2 separate regions of the Homo sapiens genome follow, and region 2 is linked to region 1. A link is a contact called in ENCODE Hi-C or POLR2A ChIA-PET data. All regions are on one chromosome and are shown on one strand. Each heading gives the region's core, a stretch centred on a gene start or an enhancer-like site at or near the end of the contact. The rest is flanking DNA. Distances are from core to core; before and after follow the strand shown.

Region 1 (3,310 bases), core at 9-2,508:
TTCCTTAATGTTGGTCCTTGCCCAAGACCCAGGCCACTGCAGGGTCTGCCTCTTCTCCTTAAGTGGTATTGATCCTTTGGTCGATCTGTTAAATATAACCTCAGGGAAGGAGTCAACATAACAACCGTACCCAATTCAGGAGAAAGAGACTGATTCTTGGGAGGAGGTGGGGAGCCTCTATTCCAACCAGCTCTGCTGATACCCGAATGGCCTGCGGATCAAGTGTCAGCCTCTCCAGCCTGAATAATTCATGCTAAGGCCAGGAATCCTCCCTTCTCAGGAGCCTGTCTCTTTAAATCAGGTTTAGAGCTTCCCAGTTCTGGGGGAAAAAAAATCCAGAACAAAACAAATCTGTAAACAGCTCAGCCCCCCCACCCTCAGCCCTGGCCCCTTCTGAGACCCCCAACTCCATGCTGCAAAATCTGCTCCTGCTCTCCCAACCTCTGGTGCCCCAAACCCCACTCACAGGCGGAGAAGCCTGGAGGGACTAGTTGACAGTGTCCAACGGAACCCCAGGAGTCTTAAGAGGTTTGGGGGCAGGGAGTGAAAGCAAAGAGCAGAATCACTACACCCCCGGGTCTCTGTGCCTAGGACAGTGCTTGGCAGAGAAGCCCAGCCCGGTGGAGGAAACCACACGGGGGAACTCCTGGCAGAGGCAGAGCAGCCAGAGTTGGTGGGTGGGAGGGGAGCGGGTGCCACAGACTTCTCCTGAGAATGGGATGGGATGGGATGGAGAAAAAGCTGGTCCCATAGGACCTGCAGGGGTGGTGACACAGCCAGGTCTAATGGAACTAGGGTCGCAGAGGAGGAAGCAGAGACTGGGGATTTTCCAGTCTCTCTGCCTTAGGAAGAGGCCGGAAAATGAGTAACTTTCTCAGCCCACCCCTCATCCCTTCCTCCGGTAGTAGGAGCAGCTCTAAAGTCCTCCCCAACCCCCGAATTCTCCCTGGTGGTGACCCACCTGCCTGCTCTCCGCAGTCGGGCCCCGCCCCACACGTGCTGGAGAAGGAGGAGGAAGGACCCAGCTTAAATGTTGGGGGTGGAGGAGGAGGAAAACCAAGTCGGAGCCTCCAGGAGCCAAACTTCTCGGCAGCCCGGAGGGGCGGGGGCGGAGAGGATGAAGAGAAAGCGCAGCAGCCGACAGCCCTGATTCTCGGGAGCCTCCCACCCCGCCTCCCACGGCGAGGAGGGCGCGGAGACTCCGCTGGGGGCGGAGGACGAGACCGGGAGGCGGGGAGGGGGGAGGCAAACCCTGCCCACTCGGCTCGGAGCCCGGAGCGGCCGCGGAAGCCGGAGGCCGGCGCGCAGGGCGAGGGCACCGGGGGCGGGGGGCTCCGCTCCCCGTCTGACCCCTCTTGCCCCCGGCCAGTCAGCCAGTAAGTGCGGCTCCTCAGACTTTCGAGACAGCGAACGGACCGACCGGGACTGCCAGCCGCTCCGGGTCAAGGACTCGCCCCACCCGTGCCCCCCACCAGGCGCTCCCAACTCACTGGTGAGCGCGGCGGCCCGGGCGCTGGATGCGGGGGCGGCCGCGATGGCCCCGCGCGCGGGACAGCCGGGGCTCCAGGGGCTGCTGCTCGTGGCGGCGGCGCTGAGCCAGCCCGCGGCACCCTGCCCCTTCCAGTGCTACTGCTTCGGCGGCCCCAAGCTGCTGCTGCGCTGCGCGTCGGGAGCCGAGCTCCGCCAGCCTCCGCGGGACGTGCCGCCCGACGCGCGCAACCTCACCATCGTAGGCGCCAACCTGACGGTGCTGCGCGCGGCCGCCTTCGCCGGCGGGGACGGGGACGGCGACCAGGCGGCGGGCGTGCGCCTGCCGCTCCTGAGCGCGCTGCGCCTCACGCACAACCACATCGAGGTGGTGGAGGACGGCGCCTTCGACGGGCTGCCCAGCCTGGCGGCGCTCGACCTCAGCCACAACCCGCTGCGCGCCCTGGGCGGCGGCGCCTTCCGCGGGCTGCCCGCGCTGCGCTCGCTGCAGCTCAACCACGCGCTGGTGCGCGGCGGCCCCGCGCTGCTGGCCGCGCTGGACGCTGCGCTGGCACCGCTGGCCGAGCTTCGCCTGCTGGGCCTAGCGGGCAACGCGCTGAGCCGTCTGCCGCCAGCCGCCCTGCGCCTGGCGCGCCTGGAGCAGCTGGACGTGCGCCTCAACGCGCTGGCCGGCCTGGACCCCGACGAGCTGCGCGCGCTGGAGCGCGATGGCGGCCTCCCCGGGCCGCGCCTGCTGCTCGCCGACAACCCCCTGCGCTGCGGCTGTGCCGCACGCCCCCTGCTGGCCTGGCTGCGCAACGCCACGGAGCGCGTGCCCGACTCGCGGCGCCTGCGCTGCGCCGCCCCGCGGGCGCTGCTAGACCGGCCGCTACTGGACCTGGACGGGGCGCGGCTTCGCTGCGCGGACAGCGGCGCCGACGCTCGCGGAGAGGAGGCGGAGGCCGCCGGCCCGGAGCTGGAAGCCTCCTACGTGTTCTTCGGGCTGGTGCTGGCACTCATCGGCCTCATCTTCCTCATGGTGCTCTACCTAAACCGCCGCGGCATCCAGCGCTGGATGCGCAACCTGCGCGAGGCGTGCCGGGACCAGATGGAGGGCTACCACTACCGCTACGAGCAGGACGCCGACCCGCGCCGCGCGCCCGCGCCCGCCGCGCCCGCGGGCTCCCGCGCCACCTCCCCGGGCTCGGGGCTCTGAGCGGCGCCCCCGGGCTCGGGGCTTCCCTTGCCTGGCCCGAAGCCGTGGAGATGAGACACCCGCGAGCCCCGAGCTCTGAGACCTTCCCCTGACTCGGAGGCGCTAAGCCGTACCCTCTCGTTCCCGCCTCCGAGAGCTCCCACCGTCAAAGACCCAGAGATAGCCGGTCCGAATCCAGAAACCCCGCCTGCCCACCCTAGTTTCCGAAACCTCCCTCCTGAACCACTGAAAGTCCGTTCCCCGTCTCGGAGCTCACACAGAGAATCTGTCCTTCAAGGCCAAAGCTCTGAGACTTGCCCCCAGCACCCTGTGCTTGGAGCTCCGACACCCGAGACTGCACTGACCTCCCTCGCCAGCTCGGAGCCCTCAGTCCCCTCCGGGGCTTGAGGGCCCTTCCATCCCATTCTGGACTCGAAGCACAGCACCCCCATCAGAATGGTTTTGTGGATTTTGAGCCCTTTGTCCCATCCCAGAGCTCAGAGCCCTCCATCCTGCATGGAGGCCCAACCCTGGGGCTCTGAGGATTGGGCACCCTCCCCTCATCTAAGAATATATTTCATACCCCTGCCCCCCCTTCACCCACCCCCGCCTCTGGCTCAGGCCCTTCCCTTCCTCGGCTCAGGCATG
Region 2 (3,448 bases), core at 491-2,990, 110 kb after region 1:
AGAGACATGACCAAGTGGACTCCAGCCTCCGCCCTGCCTCTGGCCCCTTTTGACCTTAGGCAAATCACATGGCCTCTAGCCCTCTGGTTCCTCTGCTAGAAAACAGGAAGAGGAAAATTAACCTCCTGGAAGAGCTGTCAGGAGGATGGCTGGAAAGTAGTTTCTAAACATTAAGAGCCTGAGTTGCCTCTGAGCCTGTTTCCTCCTCTAGAAAATGGAAATAATCTCTGCAAGCCCTTTCTCACACTGTGGAGAGAGAGTCTTAGATGGCAGTGGGTGAGAAATAGCTTTGTCAGTGGCCCTGAAAGGTGGTGCCCACCGGGGTGGTGTCTCTCTAGTCTGTTAGCTCCTTCAGGGGAGGAGTGGGCCTTGCGCATCTTTGATCCCCCACACTACGCCTAGTATACAGCAAGAGCTTAATAATAAATGGAAACGAGGAGAGGGGAGGGGAGGAAAGGAAGGAGGCAGAAGTCGGACACAAGAATAGAAGAGAAAGACAGAAAACAATGAGAAAGAGGGGGAGCCCAGGGAGAGGCTGCTGTGCCCACTTAGGGGGTGGGGAGGGCAACGGGGAAAATAGGGTGGCAACGCTGAGCCCCTGACCAGCGCTGGTCCTGTCTGAAGGGCTGCCCCCAGGGGCTGTCCTGCTCCAGCCCCCTCCTCCTTTTGTCCCAGTTTCCCCTTTCAGAGGCAGAGACTGTTTCTGAGTATTTCAGGACAGGTTCTAGGAGAACGGGAGGGGTTCTCCCAGCCCTAGGTTCAAAACAGCCCCTGGCCAGCCACTCCTCAGGAGGTCAGAGGGAAAGGGAACAGAGTAGATGGATGGGATCTATTTGGATGAAATGCGATCTGTTTTCCCCAGGCTGGGGGTGGCGGGGGGCGCTCTACCCTGTGTGATGTGTGTGTTTCCACTTCTGGCCATGTGGGGCCTGAAGCGTGTGTGTCAGCGGGCCTTGGGCTAGCAGCTCGTGCCTGTGGGGTGCCAGTCTTTGAGGGCATCAGTCTGATTGTGTCTGTGGGGGTCAGTGTTGGTGTGGCCTTGCGCTCCGCTGTGTTGGTGAGACATGCCAGCACAAGTGTGTGTGCCAGTGAGGGTGATGTGTGTGCCAGCAAGAGTGTTTGCTACAGCGAGTGCAGGTGACAGTGTGCGTATCAGTGTATGCCCACACGTGTGTGCCAGCACGAGGGTGTGCTAGAATTGGTGTGTGTTGGATTGTGAGCTGTGCATGCCAACAAGGCTGTCAGCAAGAATGTGTTGACCGAGGCGTGTATGACGGCGTGCCACTGCGTGTGATGAGCGTGTGCTAGCGGTTGCCAGTGTGTGCGCCAGCATGCCTGTGCCACGGGTTAGTGTGCCCGTGCGTGTATTGTGTGTCAACCTGCCCCCGTGCGTCTCTGCGGCTGCCGGCCAATGCTGGGTGTCAGCGAGCTGTGTGTCCGGGCCAGGAGCTGCGGCCCACATGGGGCGGCCCGGCCCTCGCCCTTTGGGTCCCCCCGCCCACGGCCCTGCCGGGGAGACCACACAGGAGACCTCGGGTGGAGGAGAGCTGGTACTAGATCCCGCGGTGGCCGCGAACGCAGAACCAGGACGCAATCGGAGCCCCCGCCCGTGTCCTCGCCGAGGTCGCCCCCACGCGCCCCCCGCCGGGCGGCCGCCCTGCACTCACCGGGTCCCTTTGTCGCCCATGGTCCGCGACGGTCGCAGGGAGGTCCGCGGCGTCAGCGCCCAGGCTGGAAAATCCCCAGCCAGCAGGAGGAGCGCGGGCCAGCCCGCTCCCGGCTCCCTGCTCCGCCTCCTCCGCTCTCCCGGCCGCCGCCGCCGCCCCCGCCCCCGGTCCCCGCCCGCCGCCCGCCGCGTCGAGCAGCGCAGCGCCCGGGCCGCGGCCAGGGGCGTGGAACCGCGCGGGGTGTGTGCGTGTGTGTATGTGTGTGTGTGTGCGCGTCTGCGTGTGCGCGCGCCGCCCAGCGAGGCAGGGCAGCGCGGCGGGACGCGTCAGGGCCCCAAGGTCGGCGTTTGTGGTGGGGGAGGGGGTCCACCCGCGTGCGAGTCCGTGTGAGAGTGTGTGTGTGTGTGTGTGGTGGTGGTGGTGGTGGTGTGGTGTATGTGAGGGCGCACGGCTGTGTGCGGGCCCTATTAGGGAGTGTATTGGTGTGGATGGAGGAGTGTGCACGTCTTTGTGCAGTTGTGCGTGTGTGCGCACGGCCGTGGGTGCGAGCGCGCTCTCCCGCGCATGCCGGGGCAGCCTTTGTGTGTGCGGGTGGTTGGAAGCCGAGGGTCTGGCGACCCCGAGGCCGCGCTCCCTGCGGCCCCTCGCTTAGCTGGAGACCCCGGGATGCCTGGCAAGGCCTTCGCCCTGTGCTCCACCCTTCCCCATTCCACCCACCCCACCCCCTTCTACTGGAGAGATAACACCCAGCCACACAACAGGGACAGGAAGAAGGGGCGGAGGGGGCAGTAGACGGCCTTGACACTGGGGAACTGAGCGGAGACCCGCGGCCAGCAGGGGCTGCAGGAGGCCGCCCAGGAAGAGGAAGCTGTGAGAAGTGAGAAGAGGCGATAAAGGAAGAGGGCAGAGCTGGCCCGCTGCTGTGACCGGGTAGCACCGTGGAAAGCGCCCATGCCCAGCTCCATGGCTCGCTGTGGGTGACCCTGTGCACTAAGCTTCTGAGAACCCATGTCCGGACCTGTAAAGTGAGGATACACTAATATCAGCCTGCAGAATTGTTAATAGGTTGAAAGAACTCGCTTGTGTTTGCTGGCCTCCCCTGAGCGCCTGCATACAGTAGGTGCCCAGTAGATGTTAGCCCACTTCTCTGCAGGCTTCTTGATGTCCTGTGAAATCTTGGCTGGGACCCTGCTTTGTCTGAGGTGCCTTCCTGCTTTGCAGGTAGTGGGAAACGGTAAGGTCTTTACCACACCCTCACTACTGAGATTTGGCTAATTATCCCGGATAGGTCCCTGATATCTAAGTATTAAGGGGAAAGTAAGCTATCATTTACTCTGATGCTGTTGTGAGTATGTAAACATCTCCTGTAATTATGCTCAGAAGCAGTTACCTATACTGTTTATATGCAGTATAATTACTATAATTATGTCCAGATTTGGCAGAGGGGCAGGGGGAGGCTGATGGGTAGGCAGGGTGGCCCACCTCTGGGCAATGTTAGGAGCTAGAGAGTATGGATGAAAGCCCAGAACCCTCCTCCCAGTCTTGGCCTCTGGGTTTCACCCTCTACAGAGGAAGAAGAGGAAGCCACCTGTTGTTTCTGCAGGGCTCAGAGATCTGGAAAGGAGCAGACTAGAATCTTCTTTGATGACAGGAGATCCCTAACCAGGATGGTGAAGCCAGGTCCTGCCACTCTCCACATCAGTTTCCCCACCTGTAAAACAGGTTTGACCAAACCATAAGATCTCCAATGGATCTCTCCATGCTGATGCCCAAAACATCTA

Evidence for each region. Hi-C counts contacts between places; a loop is a spot of excess contacts on that map. ChIA-PET counts read pairs that join two places held with the same protein, here RNA polymerase II (POLR2A). Pooled maps may share reads with other maps.
Region 2: a pooled map shows a loop between it and region 1 (6-fold over the local background). The contact joins the promoter of ARRB1 here to the promoter of TPBGL in region 1. A Hi-C loop is called at or near these places in 5 of 50 pooled maps. POLR2A ChIA-PET finds 5 or more read pairs at or near these places in 6 of 52 experiments (A673, Caco-2, HCT116 and 3 more).

What each region holds. Positions count from the first base shown.
Region 1 is chr11:75,239,516-75,242,825 of GRCh38, forward strand. TPBGL (trophoblast glycoprotein like) reads left to right here and starts at 1,259. Exons shown (of 1, transcript NM_001195528.2): 1 at 1,259-3,310. The coding sequence starts at 1,535. The coding sequence ends at 2,683. LOC124902717 (a long non-coding RNA gene) reads right to left here and starts at 355. Exons shown (of 2, transcript XR_007062783.1): 1 at 131-355. RefSeq lists silencers at 2,165-2,414, 2,545-2,624.
Region 2 is chr11:75,349,921-75,353,368 of GRCh38, forward strand. ARRB1 (arrestin beta 1) reads right to left here and starts at 1,741. Exons shown (of 16, transcript NM_004041.5): 1 at 1,668-1,741. The coding sequence starts at 1,687. RefSeq lists enhancers at 882-931, 1,994-2,949 and a silencer at 1,482-1,761.